Linked DNA regions of Homo sapiens: region 1 is linked to region 2. A link is a loop called in an ENCODE intact Hi-C map of the cell type or tissue named here. Cell type or tissue: Calu3. All regions are shown on one strand. Links, peaks and the distances in the headings refer to the core of each region. The heading gives the core; the rest is flanking DNA.

Region 1 (7,576 bases), core at 1,955-5,954, 170 kb before region 2:
TTCTATTTCTTTTCAATGCAATTTAGGCAGATTGTGTGTGTCTGGGAATTTATACATTTCTTCTAGGCTTTCCATTTTGTTGGCATATACTTGTTCATAATAGTCTCTAATGATCCCTTGTATTTCTGTGGTATCAGTTGTTATGTTTCCTTCTTCAAATTTCATTTTGAGCTTTCTCTATTTTTTCTTAATTGTTCTTACTGAAGGTTTGCCAATTTCATCTTTTCAAAAATCAACTTTTTGTTTTGTCTGTACTTGGTATTGTTTTTTAGTCTCTGTTCATTTCATCTGGCTCTCGTCTTTATTATTATTTTCTTTCTATTAGTTTTGGGTTTCATTCGCTCTTGCTTTTGTAGTTTCTTGAGGTGCACCATTAGGTTGTTTATTTGAACTCTTTCTGTTTTTTGGAACATTTATTGCTATAAACATCCCTCTTAGTACTGCTTACACCATAGCCCATAGATTTTATTATTGTGTTTCCATTTCTTTTGTTTCAAAATATTAAAAAATTTCCTTCTTAATTCCTTCATGGGCCCATTGATCATTCAGGAACATGTTTAATTTCCATGTGTTTGTATAATTTCTTCAGATCCTCTTGTTAATAATTTCTAGTTGTATTCTATTGTGGTCAGAAAAGATATTCGATATAATTTTGGCTTTTTTGAATCTGTTGAGACTTGTTTTGTGACTTAAAATATGATCTATCCTAGAAAATGTTCCATGTGCTGATGATAACAATGCATATTCCATATCACTTGGATGAAATGTTCTGTAAATATTAGTTAGGTCCATTGGGTCTAGTGTGAAGTTTAACCTGGATTTTAAAAAATTGATTTCTGTCTGGATAATTTGTTCTTTACTGAGAGAAGGGTTTAAAGTCCCCTAACATTACTGTATTGAAGTCTATCTCTGACTTCATATTTATTAATGTTTGCTTTACATATTTGGGTGCTCTGGTGTTGAGTGCATATATATTTACAATTGTTATAGACTTGCTGAATTGGCCCTTTTATTATCACATAGTGACATTCTTTTCTCTTTTGATAATCTTTGACTTGAAGATTTTGGTGTCCATTTGTATGGAATTTTTTTTGTATCTCTTCATTTCAGACTATGTGTGTCTTTATAGGTAAGGTGAGTTTCTTTAGGCAGCATATATTTGAACCCTGTTTTTTTTTTTTTTTTTTTTTTTTTTTGTATTTTGAGACAGAGTCTTGCTCTGTCGCCAGGCTGGAGTGCAGTGGCACAATCTCGGCTCACGGCAACCTCCACCTCCCGGGTTCAAGTGATTCTCCTGCCTCAGCCTCCCGAGTAGCTGGGACTACAGGCGTGCGACCCCTTGCCCGGCTAATTTTTGTATTTTTAGTAGAGATGAGGTTTCACTATGTTGGCCAGGATGGTCTCAATCTCTTGACCTTGTGATCTGCCTGCCTCGGCCTCCCAAAGTGCTAGGATTATAGGCATGAGCCACCATGCCCAGCCTGAACCCTGTTTTTAAATCGATTCATTCATGTATCTTATTTTTAAAATTAATTAATTAATTAATTAATTGATTTTGCGATGGAGTCTCACTCTGTTGCCCATGCTGGAGTGCAGTGGTGGCTCACTGCAACCTCTGCCTCCTTGGTTGAAGTGATTCTCCTGCCTCAGCCTCCCGAGTAGCTGGGACTAGAGGTGACCGCCACTGGCTAATTTTTGTATTTTTAGTAGAGGCAGGGTTTCTGATCCCCCGTCTCGCCCTCCCAAAGTGCTGGAATTACAGGTGTGAGCCACTATGCCCAGCCCATTCATGTATTTTAATTGGAGTATTTAGTCCATTAACATTCAGTATAATAATTGATAGGTAAGGACTTACTGTCATTTTGTTACTTGTTTTCTGGTTGTTTTTTTAACTCCTCTCTTCCTTTCTTTCTGAGTGTCTTCCTTTGTGGTTAGGTAAAGTTTTCTGGTAATACATTTTAATACACTGAGCTTTATTTTTGGTGTATTTAATATAGGTTTTTGCTTTGCGGTTGCCATGAGGCTTACAAAATTATCTTATAAATATAATAAGTTATTTTAAACAGATGACAACTTAACTTTTATCACAGAACAGAAAGGAAGGAAAAACTAAAAAACTCTATACTTTAATTCCACCCCCCATTCTGACTTCTTGTTTTTTCAATTTACATCTTTTCATATTGCCTATCTCTTAAAAGGCTGCAGTAGCTATTTTTTATAGATTTTTCTTTTGGTCTTCATTCTAGATTTTTGAGTAGATTACACAATGACAATATTAGAATATTGTTAATTTGTCTGTTTGTCTGTGTACTTTCTTTTACCAGTGAGTTTCTTTCTTTCTTTCCTTTTTCTTTTTTTTGAGACGGAGTCTCACTCTGTCACCCAGGCTGGAGTGCAGTGGTATGATCTCGGCTCACTGCAACATCTGCCTCCTGGGTTCAAGTGATTCTCCTGCCTCAGCTTCCCAAGTAGCTGGGATTATAGGCACCCACCACCACACCCAGATAATTTTTGTATTTTTAGTAGAGATGGTGTTTCGCCATGTTGGCCAGGCTTGTCTTGAACTCCTGACCTCAGGTGATCCTCCCCCCTTGGCCTCCCAAGTGCTGGTATTACAGGTGTGAACCACTGCACTCAACCAGTGAGTTTCATATCTTCAAATGTTTTGCTTTTGTATGATAGCATCATTTTCTTTCAGACTGAAGTACTTTTAGCATTTCTTGTAAGATGGGTCTAGTGGTGATGAATTCCTTCTGTCAGCTTTTGTTTGTTTGGGAAAGACTTTATCTCCCCTTCATGTTTGAGGGAAAGCTTTTTCTGGGTACAGTATTCTTGGTTGAAAGTTTTTTTTTTTCCCATTAGCACATTGAATATGTCATTCTACTTCCTTTTGGCCTTTATGTTTTCTCCTGAGAAGTCTATTGCCAGATGAATCAGAGCCCTTTTATATGTTATTTGCCTCTTTTCTCTTGCTGTTTTTATGATCGTTTCTTTGTCCTTGACCTTTGAGGGTAAACTCTCAAAGTCTTATATGCCTTCGGGTGGTATTATTTGGATTGAAGTCATTTGGTGATCTCTAGCCTTCCTGTAGCTAGATTATACCTTTCTCTAGGTTTGGAAACTTTTCTGTTATTATTTGTTTAAATAAGCTTTCTAACACTTTCTCTTTCCCAATTTCGTCTTTAATGGCAATGACACTTAGATTTGCTCTCTTAAAGGTATTCTCTATATTTTGCAAGTGTTCTTCATTTCTTTCCATTCTTTTTTCTTTCTTCTCCTTTGACTGTGTATTTTCCGATAGCCTGTCTTTGAACTAACTGAGTTTTCCCACTGTTGATCCATTGTGCTGTTGAGAGCCTATAATGTATTTTTCAGTTTAGCAAACATATTTCTCAGTTCCAGGATTTCTGTTTAAATTTTTAAATTATTTGAATATCTTTGTTAAATATCTCTAGTAAATTTCTGAATTGCTTTTCTGTGTTATCTTGGAGTTCACTGAGTTTCCTTTGAACTGCTACTTTGGATTCTTTAACAGAGCTTATATATCACTGCCTCATTAGGATCAGTCTTTGGCTCATTGCTTTGCTCATTTGTGGAGGTCAGAGTTCCCTGTTTGCTGTTGTTTCTTATGGATATACATCTATGGCTTTGCATTGGAGGATTATTTACAGTTTTTGCTGTCTGGCTTGTTTTGGTCTTCCTAGGGTATGTTTGCTATGGGGTAATATTTAGCTGCCTGTTGGTCTCCTTATCCTACATTGTTGCCTCCTTTTCAACACTAGATGGTGCCTTAAGCCCAGATTTGGCTTGGGCTTCTTGCAACTGCTCAGAGTGTTGCCCATCCCTGACTGAGGAGAGAGAGGAAGTCCCAAAGAAGTTACCATACCCATGAGGGAAATCTGGCTAGGGATTTGTGCTCAAAAGACTGGTAGAATGTGCCTCATACAATGTCGTACTGCTGAACAGACACTCTGATTTGGCATCTCCTTTGCCTTAAAGACCAGGGTTTCACAGGCTGGGGTTTCTAGTCCCACTTTCCCTCTTTATCTCCAGCTGCCCTTGGGGTTTTCCTTCCTACAGGTATTTCCCATGAGTTGAGGCAGGAATGCTTTTCCTACAAGGGAATCCACGATGGTGGAGAAGCTGGCTATCTACCTCAATCTCACTTTTTCCGATCTAGAAACCATGAGTCTGGGGGAATTTTCCACAAATGGTGCCTGGCAGATTGAGGATCGGTATCAAAGATAGACAGGTTTGTTTCTCTTACCCGAAGCTCGGAGTTTCTCACTTCTCTGTGGCTGTAGGGATTGCCCCAGCCTCAGATTTGAGTTTTAGGATTTTGCTGGTTACTATATATATATATATATTTTTTTTTTTTTTGGAGGCGGGGACCGGGTCTTGCTTTGTCACCCAGGCGGGAGTGGAGTGGAGTGGAGTGGCTCCAATATGGCTCACTGCAGCCTTAACTTCCTGGGCTCAAGTGATCCTCCCACCTCATCCCCCCAAGTAGCTGGGACTACAGGTGTGCACCACCACACCTGGCTAATTTTTTGTGTTTTTGTGGAAGCAGGGTTTTGCCACATTGTCCAGGTTTGTCTCGCACTCCTGGACTCAAGCAATCTGCCCACCTCAGCCTCCAAAAATTCTGGGATTACAGGTATGAACCACTGTACCTGGCCCCTGGTGATAATCTTGATGCTGGATATTTGTTCTTGGTTTTCTGCTGGGGAGAGCAAAGTCAGATTGTTTCTGCTATACCATTTTGATGACATCCTTTGATACTAAAATCTTTTAAGGAAAATATAAGAATAATGTATCACAGGCTAATCTTGTTTATATAAAGATGCAAAAATATGATCAAATTAGCAGCAAAGTGAGCCTAACTATCTTAAAGACAAGACACTACTTCAGGAAAACTGGACTTCTTTCTGAAAAGAATTTTTTAAAAAGAAGTGTGTTATTATTACTCATCATATTTAGATATTAAAATAAAACATATATGATTATCTAATTAAATGTAGAAATAGCATTGGTAGCATTCAACATCCATTCATTGTTAAAAGTCTTAGAAAACAAGGAATAGAGGAAACTTTCTTAACATGAAAAATTAAGGTTATTTACAAATAATTTACAGGAAACATCGTATTCAATTGTAAATTACTGAATGCACTTATCTTACAATCAGAAATAGGCCGGGTGCGGTGGCTCATGCCTGTAATCCGAGCTCTTCTGTGGCTGAGGCAGGCAGATCACCTGAGGTTGGGAGTTCGAGACCAGCCTGACCAACATGCAGAAACCCCATCTTTACTAAAAATACAAAATTAGCCGGGAGTGGTGGTGCGTGCCTGTAATCCCAGCTACTCAGGAGGCTGAAGCAGAAGAATTGCTTGAACCCAGGAGGTGGAGTTTGCAGTGAGCCGAGTTCATGACATTACACTCCAGCCTGGGCAACAAAAGCAAAACACCGTTTCAAAAAAAAAAAAAAATTCACAATAGCAAAGACTTGGAACTAACCCAAATGTCCATCAATGATAGACTGGATTAAGAAAATGTGGCACATATACACCATGGAATACTATGCAGCCATAAAAAAGGATGAGTTCATCTCCTTTGTAGGGACATGGATGAAGCTGGAAACCATCATTCTGAGCAAACTATTGCAAGGACAGAAAAACAAACACCGCATGTTCTCACTCATAGGTGGGAATTGAACAATGAGAACATTTGGACACAGGATGGGGAACATCACACACCAGGGCCTGTCATGGGGTTGGGGGAGAGGGGAGGGGTAGCATTAGAAGATATACCTAATGTAAATGACGAGTTAACGGGTGCAGCACATCAACATGGCACATGTATACCTATGTAACAAACCTGCACGTTGTGCACATGTACCCTAGAACTTAAAGTATAATAAGAATAGTAAAAAAGAAAGCTTTGGAACATGAAAAAAAATCAGAAATAATTCAGAGAGTGCTGCTATTACTACATTTATTCTCATTATACTAGAGTTTCTAGCCTGATTATTAAAATCAGAAAAGGAAATAAAGGGTCAAATAGTTGGAAAGGAAGAAAGAAAAAAATGTCGTTATTTGTGGATGGCCTGATTATCTATATAAAATCAAAAATCAAAATAACCTATAATTTATCAAAATTAATATACTTCAATATCTTCATTTATAAAATATAGATAATAATGTCCATTCTGTTTAAAAGAATTAAATAAAATGCTGTGTATAGTCCTACGACATTGAAATTATACTGCAGTTTCTCAGCTTCTCTTGCAACCAGAATGCAGGCTTGTGAACTAGCTCTTCTAATTTTAGGAACTTTCACAAGACCTTAGCCTGGAGATGAGCAGTGTGTGAAAACAGCCTTCATTTTGCTGGCATATATTGCCTGCCAAAACATACAGGTTGAAAGGACAGCAATGATTGCAGGACTGATTTCTGATAGGGAAATACGTTTTACTGTTGTTTTAATCAAATTCTTGGCATTTAGTACTTGGCAGCACCCATGGCCATGCAGGAGGTTTTCTCATCAAACCAGTCCTGTGGCAAAGTTGTTAGCATTTTTACCAGAAGCTTGGACATCTTTTTCTCCAGCTTTTCTAATAATTTCAGGAACTGATAGTCTTTATTAAATTACTTTTCTGTTTAAGTTAGGCTTGGACTAGGATAGTTTGCAATAACTACCTTGACTAATACACAATTACTTTCACTTTTAAAAATCTTTATCATGCATGCTTATTTTACAAGGTTGAATTAGTTGTGTGTAGACAATATAGAATTTATATTTCTTTTTAATATTTTATTTTATTTTATTATTATTATACTTTAAATTTTAGGGTACATGTGCACAATGTGCAGGTTTGTTACATATGTATACACGTGCCATGTTGGTGTACTGCACCCATTAACTCGTCATTTAGCATTAGGTATATCTCCTAATGCTATCCCTCCCCCCCTCCCAAGACATTTATGCAGCCAAAAAACACATGAAAAAATGCTCATCATCACTGGCCATCAGAGAAATGCAAATCAAAACCACAATGAGATACCATCTCACACCAGTTAGAATGGCAATCATTAAAAAGGCAGGAAACAACAGGTGCTGGAGAGGATGTGGAGAAATAGGAACACTTTTACACTGTTGGTGGGACTGTAAACTAGTTCAACCATTGTGGAAGTCAGAATTTATATTTCTTACCAATTAATTTACCATGAGTATTCGTTCTACATTATTTGCTTTTCACTGTTTTTTATTTTAATGATTATAAGATAATTGAACATTGTGTTAGATCCATTTTGCTGCAGGACACTTAGGTTATTTCCAGGTTATGGCTATTTTAACCAATGTAGCAATAATCACTTTTATGCATTTAACTTTTTCCCCTTCTTTGAATCCATTCTTAGGATGATTCCCGTGGTGTGCATTTTGTACCTACTGCTCCGTTGATTTCCAAATATTGCCTCACGTTTCTCAACATAACTTTTGAAACCCTGGAATGTAACATATTTTCAGAGAATTTTTATACCCATTGCCTTGTGTATCCGAAAAAATTCTGTGTTTGACA
Region 2 (7,576 bases), core at 1,410-5,409:
TCCTAGACCCACAAGTAAAAGGATTAGTGGGATGACTCTTTTTTGTCATGTTGATGTCATGAGGGGGACAGACAGTTGTTTGTTCCCACCTGCAAACTGGATTTTGGGGGTAAGGAAGACTGGAATACATGTGCCCGTCCAGTTGGCAGGTAGGCACATGTAGGTGGAAGAGCCACATAAAAAGAAGAGACCTTTTGCCAGGCAGAACTGGAAATTTAAAGTGAAAAGGTGAGAGGGTGTACTGAAAGAGGAATCCTGCACCCAAAATCCTAGAGATCCAGCGAGGGTAGCAGCTGTTAGAGGTTGTAATGGGGATTGATGGTGCAACTGTGTAGAGGGCGGGGTTCAGTTTTCATGGTGTATGAAAAAGCACATAGTGTTTACAAGTAACCTTTCACTGCTATTCATGGGGCTGGGTATAAGCAAGCAAGAGGAGGGGCTAGGAGGAGATTCAGATGAGCAGGGGGAGGGTAGCCAATGATGGAGTGAGATGCAGGGTAGGTGTCTTCCTAAACAATAGTGATTGCCAATGTTTTTTAGTTTGTCAGTAATGATAGAGGTCTTATCAGTAATGCAAAGTTGGAATGCTACCATCTGTTTGATAATGTGTGTGGCTGGGTTCTGGAGATAAAGAGTAAAGGAACATGTGGACAGTGGAAGGTTGCCTAAAAGGATTCCAGTAGGCTGTTGTCGGGAGATGCATAAAGGAGCGGCAACAGGGATAGGATAGTTGTTTGTGTGGTTAGGGGTCCAAATTTGGGGGGGGGGGGTGCAATTGACATAAGGAGAAAGGTGCCGTAAGTAGATGCGGAGAAGTGTGGCAGCTTGTTGGTGTGAAATGTCTAGGGAGTTCTCACCATATCTGTCTAGAAAGTAAAGAAGTTCCTCAGGCGGGTAAAGATGAGGGCTATTTTCACTTCTTTTGTGGATCTTTAGTTGCTTCAGGCCATCTGGGTGTATACGTGCAGGTCACAGGGGACATGATGGCTTAGCTTGGGCTCAGAGGCCTGACATTCCCGTCTTCTTGTATTAATAAGAAAAATAAAATGAAATAGTGAAGCGTTGGAGCAGCACAAAATCTCAGAGGCCTGACAAGTAAAGATTTTATTGGGTGAAAAGGGGGGGAAAATGGAAAAACAGAGACTCTTGGTGAAGTGAGAGAGTGTGCTTTCTGCCTTGCAGATTGAATCCCAGGTTCCACCCAGGAAGAGGAGAGGCCAGGCTCCTCCCCACTGCAAATGGCACGAACTTCTGTGGCTCCACCCCAGAGTGCACTCCTCCCAGTGTGCAGACCAGCTGGAGTTTTGCCAGGGAGCCCTTCCCACCTGGCTGTCTCATTATTACCAGATTTTAGCTGAGGCAAATAGCTGATATTTCTGGCTTTTGAGCATCTTTACAAAGGGTAATCTCCCCAGTGAAGCCAATAAGCATTAATAAGGTTATGACTTAACTATGGAAGCGTTCATACAATTTATATGATTACTGAGTACTCTAATTGTAAGGAGAAGTTAAGAATAGCTGGTTGTCAATCTTTATGTTAGTGGAAAGAGGGTTCTCAGATCTCATGAAAGAAAAATTAGGGGTGAGTCCACAGAGTCCACAGAGTAGAGTGAAAGCAAGTTTATCAAGAAAGTAAAAAAATAAAAGGGTGGTTACTCCATAGACAGAGCAGCCCTAATGGCTGTTGTTTGGCTATTTTTATTGTTATTTCTTGATTATATGCTAAGCAAGGGGTGGATTATCTATATGTTTTCCAGTAAAGGGGAAGGCAATTCCTGGAACTGATGGTTCTGCCCCGTTTTAGGCCATACAGGGCAACTTCCTGGCATTGCTGTGGCATTTGTAAACTGTCATGATGCTGTTAGGAGTATCTTTTAGCATGCTAATACATTATAATTAGTGTATAATGAGCAATGAGAATGACTAGAGGTCACTTTCATTGCTATCTTGGATTTGTTGGGTTTTGGCTGGCTTCTTTACCACATCCTGTTTTATCAGTGAGGTCTTTGTGACCTTTATCTTGTGCCAGCCTTCTTTCTCATCCTGTGACTAAGAATGTAGCCCAGCAGGTCTAAGCCTAATTTTACCCATCCCCTATTCAAGATGGAGTCACCTGGTTTGAATACCTCTGGCACTAACTTAGTCATTAAAGAGAATTTTTAAGACAAAATCTCAACTTAGCTGTTATCCAGGAATGAGGCTCAGGCTAAAGACTGCTCTCTACCATTGTAAAAGCAGGAAAAGTCACCTTCCTTTCCAGAAGCAAGCAGAACTCCAGAATGGAATTGTAATAGCAAAATAAACCTTAGATCTCACTCCAATTTTGGGAGATCAAGGCTTCACTGGAGAGGATGAAGCTCCCAGACCTCAGCAAGTTGTCCTATTGGTTTGAGCAATAAAAATAGCCCAAGTTAGTATCAGGCACCGTTAGGAGTTTTGCCACAGGTCAAGGGCCACCTCCACTCAGAATTTCATCATGGTTGCCAATTTGTAAACCTAAAACAGTGTCTCTATTAATTTAAAGGTTCATTTTGTCAAGGTTGAGGTTGTCCCTAGGAAGAAGAGACACAAGCCACGGTAGGATCTGTGGCCCACAATTTTTCCAAAGAGGATTTTGAGGGCTTCAATATTTAAAGTGGAAAAAGTGGGTGGGTGGGGAAAGGAGGAAGGAAAAAAAAGGGAGAATATGGTCACATTCTTGTGAGGCTTGGGTTAGCTATCACTGAATCTACCTGTTACATGTGAAAAGGAAAAGATAGAGGAATAGCCAATTATATATTTGTCTTGCACTTCATAAATCTGTACTTTGCTTAAGTTAAAGTAAACAAAGAGGAGAAGTCAAATATGCATTCATCTCAGGGTGGACAGGGGGACAATTTTTAGTTTCCTTTTGTTCCATACCTGTAAAGATAAGCTGTTAATTTACATTGTCACGGTGAGGGAGGCCCCTTGAGTAGATATATGTCCTCCTGTCTCATAACTATCTGTTTAGGAACAAAAGTAAAGTCAGCATTTTACATGACTCAGTTTCAAAGCTTTATTTTTCCCTTTGGTATAGTGAGTTGGAGTCCTGAGATTTTATTTCCCTTTCACAGGGGTACAGACACATTGAGGATGAAGAGGTTTCAACCATTTTTCTTCTAAGAAGAAAGTATAATAGACTCTTGGGTAGGACCTCAAAAATTGATCATCAGGAATTAATCATCCCTTTCCACTCCCAATAATTCTACCTTTCTACAAGCATAGTTGATTTTTAATCACATTTTTTTTTGAGACAGAATTTTGCTCTTGTTGCCCAGGCTGGAGTGCAATGGCACAATCTCAGCTCACTGCAACCTCCACCTCCCGGGTTCAAGCAATTCTCCTGCCTCAGCCTCCTGAGTAGCTGGGATTACAGGCACCCGCCACCACACCTGGCTAATTTTTTGTATTTTTAGTAGAGACGTGGTTTCACCATGTTGGCCAGGCTGGTCTCAAACTCCTGACCTCAGGTCATCCATCCGTCTCAGCCTCCCGAAATGCTGGGATTACAGGAATGAGCCACCACGCCCGGCCCACATTTCTTAATTGCCATGAATTCTTAAAGGTTTTTCTGAACTCACAGCCCTTTCAATTTTATGGAAAATTTTTGTTTGCAAGGATTTCCAAAGCAGAAGTTTTTAGCACTTGCTCAGTAATCGTCATGTGCTTCCTTATTATTACTGACAGTTAGTTCCCTCTTGGGTCCTTTCTTAACTTTGTTATACTGAAATCTTAGCTCTTTCTCTCCTCCAATTCTTTGGCAGGAAGAACATCCGTTCTCTGTTCTTTGCAGGTAACAACGTGGCTTAGACATGTAAGCAATGACTCAGTTCCTACTCAGTCTGCTCTTTCTTCAGCTGAGTCATCCTGACACCCACTGGACAAACTGAAATAGTCTTAGTCTTTTTTGTGTTGCTATAATAGAATACGTGAGGCTGAGTAATTTATAAAGAACAGAGGTCTTTTACCTCACAATTCTGATGGCTAGAAAGTTTGAGATTGGGCAGCTGTATCTGGTGAGGGCCTCAGGCTGCTTGCAGTCATGGTGGAAAGTAGAAAGGCAGGTCATGCAAACATATCACATGGTGAGACAGGAAGCAAGAGAGAGAAACCAAGGAAGTCAGGCTCTTTTTAACAAACCACTCTCCTACGAACTAATCTATTCCTATGAGAACAAGAGAGAACAAGAACTTGCCCCCACAAGAGAACATTAATCTATTCAGGAGGGATCTTCCCTTATAACCCCAAAACCTCCAACTAGGCCCCACCTCCCAACACTACCACACTGGGGATACAATTCCAACATGAGTTTCAGAGGGAAGAAACTCAAATCTATGGCACAGCCCAATGCATTTTTAAGGCATTTTTAGTAACAAATAAACTTAGAAAAAAAAAAATCTCAACCGTCTCTTTGCAACTGGGCAGGTTCACTTCCTTCTGAAGAACTAGACTCCTCAAGGACAGGAAATGGGCCCAGGCTTCCCTCATACTGTTCCATCGGGTAGCTTCTAAGGCTCTACTTTCAAATTGCTTACCTTGTTTCTTTGGGCATACCTATGAATAGAAGGGCCCAGTGCCTGCATTCTAGTAGTGATATACATTGAGAAACACATTGTATTCAAATGGATAACTTGAGATCTATTTCTGTTGTAGGAACTAACATAGAATTCATTTCAGTGTATAAGAAAGCCTTTAGATCTAACTTGAATCATTCTGGTTGTTTTTAAGCTCATTGAATGTAAAAGTATTTCTTATAATTCATTTGGGGGAGGATAATGCAAGGTAGAAAGAAACCACATGGAAAAATACCTCATGACTAAATCAAAGATTCAAACAATTAATATTGGTAAATCTGAGGTAATCTAGTTTAATATCCTTAGTCTTCATTCGTTCATGTATTTAGTCACAGAGCAACTCAGGCATAAAGCACTATTCTAGCCCTTGAGGATAATAGTGGACAAAAAGGACAAAAATACCTTCCCTCATGAGCTTACATTCTACTAAGGAGAAAGAGACAATGAACACATTAAATAAGTAAACATAAAATGTGAAATAGGATAAGTTCTATGGAGAAAAATTATGGCAGGAAAGGGGTAAATAGAAGATGTGGGCTGGTGCAGGTGGAATTGGAAGTGGATGAGAACACTGAGGCTGAAAGATGGAGAGAGACTTGTCCAGGGTCAGGCAGCAGGTTGGAGCCATGATGAGACAAGAATCAAGGTTTCTTTACCTTCAGTCCTGTGTACATTTCTCTACTCCTCCTGCATGTGCGAAGATCAGAAGGCACCCTTACGCAGATCACTGCATCCTGACTCACCCTGTTGAAAGTCAACAGGTTAAAATGCAGAACAATGTATTTTTTTCTTAAAATGTTGATACAATAACTGGTAAGTTTAGGGAGTGGTGGAATATGAAAAGGGAGTAACTGTGCCTTAAACTGCGACTTGTAAAAAAAATATAATTCCCTGGTATACATTTGACTTGGTTTAGAAAGCACTCTCTTATTCTTTTGTCTGATCTTCACAACAATAACTTGAGAGGAAAGCAAGCTTTATATTATTATCCCCATTTTAACAAATGAGGAAACTCTCAGGGTGCTCTTGAGCTGTCTCTGAATCTAACTAGAGCCAAATACCTGAGAATCTGGCTAACTTGAAGAGCTAACTTGAAATAAACACCCAATCCCTAGATTTTAGCAACTCTGGAGACCTTGTTAAAAATTTAGACAAATTAGATTTAAAAGAATTTATTTGAGCAAGGAATGATTCATGAATCAGTCAGCACTAATGTGATGGTTAATATTAGGTGTCAACTTGGTTGGATTGAAGGATGCCTAGATAGGGGGTAAAGTATTGTTTCTGGGTGTGTCTGTGAGGCTGTTTCCAGAGGAGACTGACATTTGAGTTCATAGACTGGGAGAGGAAAGCCCACCCTCAATGTGTGTGGGCACCTTTCAGTTGGTTGCTAACTCAGCTAGAACAAAGAAGGTGGAAAAAAAGTGGGATAAGCTGGCTTGCTGAGTCTTCTGGCTTTCATCCTCCTCCCATGCCAGATGTTTCCTCCCTTTCCTCCTGCCTTTGGACATCAGCCTCCAGGTTCTTTGGCCTCTGAACACTTGGACTTACACCAGTGGTTTGCCGGGGGCTCTCGGGCCTTTGGCGATAGACTGAAGGCTGCACTGTCGGCTTCCCTGCTTTTGAGCCTTTTGGACTATTGGCTCCTTTCTTCCTCAGTTTACAGGTGGCCTATTGTGGGACTTTGCCTTGAGATCATGTGAGCCAGTTCTCCCTACTCAACTCCTTTCATATATTCATATATCCTATTAGTAATGTCCCTCTAGAAAACCTTGACCAATACAACACAGAACCAGACAAAGTTCAGAAAGCTCAGCCAAGCAGTGTGAGCCGTGAGCTTTTACAGGCTACACACAGAAGCTGAGTAGAGATATCATCTGATAACTAGGAATCTGCCTTATTTGGACATGGTGTGATGAAACATTTGCCTTTTTTGGGCATGATGTGATGAGTTGGCTGCCTGTGATTGATCGAAGTTTAATTATTTATAATTGGCTTTTGTTACAAAAAAAGTTCCAGACATACTCATTTTGTTGTGTTTTATTTTATTGTACTTTGCAGATATTGAACTTATTACAAATTGAAGGTTTGTGGCAACCTTGCATGGAGCAAGTCTATTAGCACCATTTTCCCAATAACATGTGCTCCTTCACGTCTCTGTGTCACATTGTTGATATTCTTGTAATAGTTCAAACTTTTTCGTGCTATGGTGATCTGTGATCAGTGATCCTTAATGTTACTATTGTACTTGTTTTGGGACACCACAAACTGCCCAAATATGATGGCAAAGTTAATTGATAAAGGTTGTGTGTGTCTTCTGACTTTTCCATTGATTGGCTGTCACCTCACCTCATCTTTCTCCCTTTCCTCCGGCCTTCCTATTTCCTGAAACACAACAATATTGAAATTAGGCCAATTAACAACCCTGCAATGGCTTCTAAGTGTTTAAGCCAAAGGAAGAGTCGCATATCCCTCACTTCAAATCAAAAGCTAAAAATGATTACGCTTAGTGAAGAAGCCATATCAAAAGCTGAGATCATCCAACAGCCAGGCCTCTTGCACCAAACAGCCAAGTGGTGAATGCAGAGGGAAAATTCTTAAAAGAAATTAAAGTTGCTACTCTAGTGAACACACAAGTGATAAGAAACTGAAACAGCCTTGTTGCTGATATGAAGAAAGTTTTAGTGATCTGGATAGATCACAGAAGACACAACATTCCCTTAAGCCAAAGCCTAATCCAGACAAAGATTCTAACTCTCTTCTATGAACTTCATAAAACTCTTAGTTCTATGAAGGCTGAGAGAGGTGAGGAAACTGCAGGAAAAAAGTTTGAAACTAGCAGAAGTTGGTTCATGAGGTTTAAGGAAATACATTATCTCTATTGCATAGAAGTGCAAGGTGAAGCAGCAAAGTGCTGATGTAAAAGCTCCCGCAAATTATCCAGAAAATCTAGCTAGGGTAATTGATGGAGGTGGCTACAG

Evidence for each region. Peaks named below come from ENCODE experiments on the same cell type or tissue, not always from the same donor. Only the 100,000 strongest peaks of a DNase experiment are listed, where the experiment ranks them.
Region 1: a loop joins it to region 2, with 2.5 times the contacts of the local background. A loop is called at or near these places in 5 of 110 quality-filtered maps.

Annotation. Positions count from the first base shown.
Region 1 is chr12:54,756,141-54,763,716 of GRCh38, forward strand. No RefSeq gene overlaps it. Among named protein-coding and RNA genes, the nearest start is that of MUCL1, 95 kb to the right of the region's middle. In Calu3, for the core only: a CTCF peak has its summit at 3,741 (motif pointing right); a DNase peak (open chromatin) is centred at 3,811.
Region 2 is chr12:54,931,620-54,939,195 of GRCh38, forward strand. It overlaps the pseudogene LOC105369778. Among named protein-coding and RNA genes, the nearest start is that of TESPA1, 49 kb to the right of the region's middle. RefSeq lists an enhancer at 3,372-4,571. In Calu3, for the core only: no CTCF peak of the experiment used is centred there; a DNase peak (open chromatin) is centred at 3,882.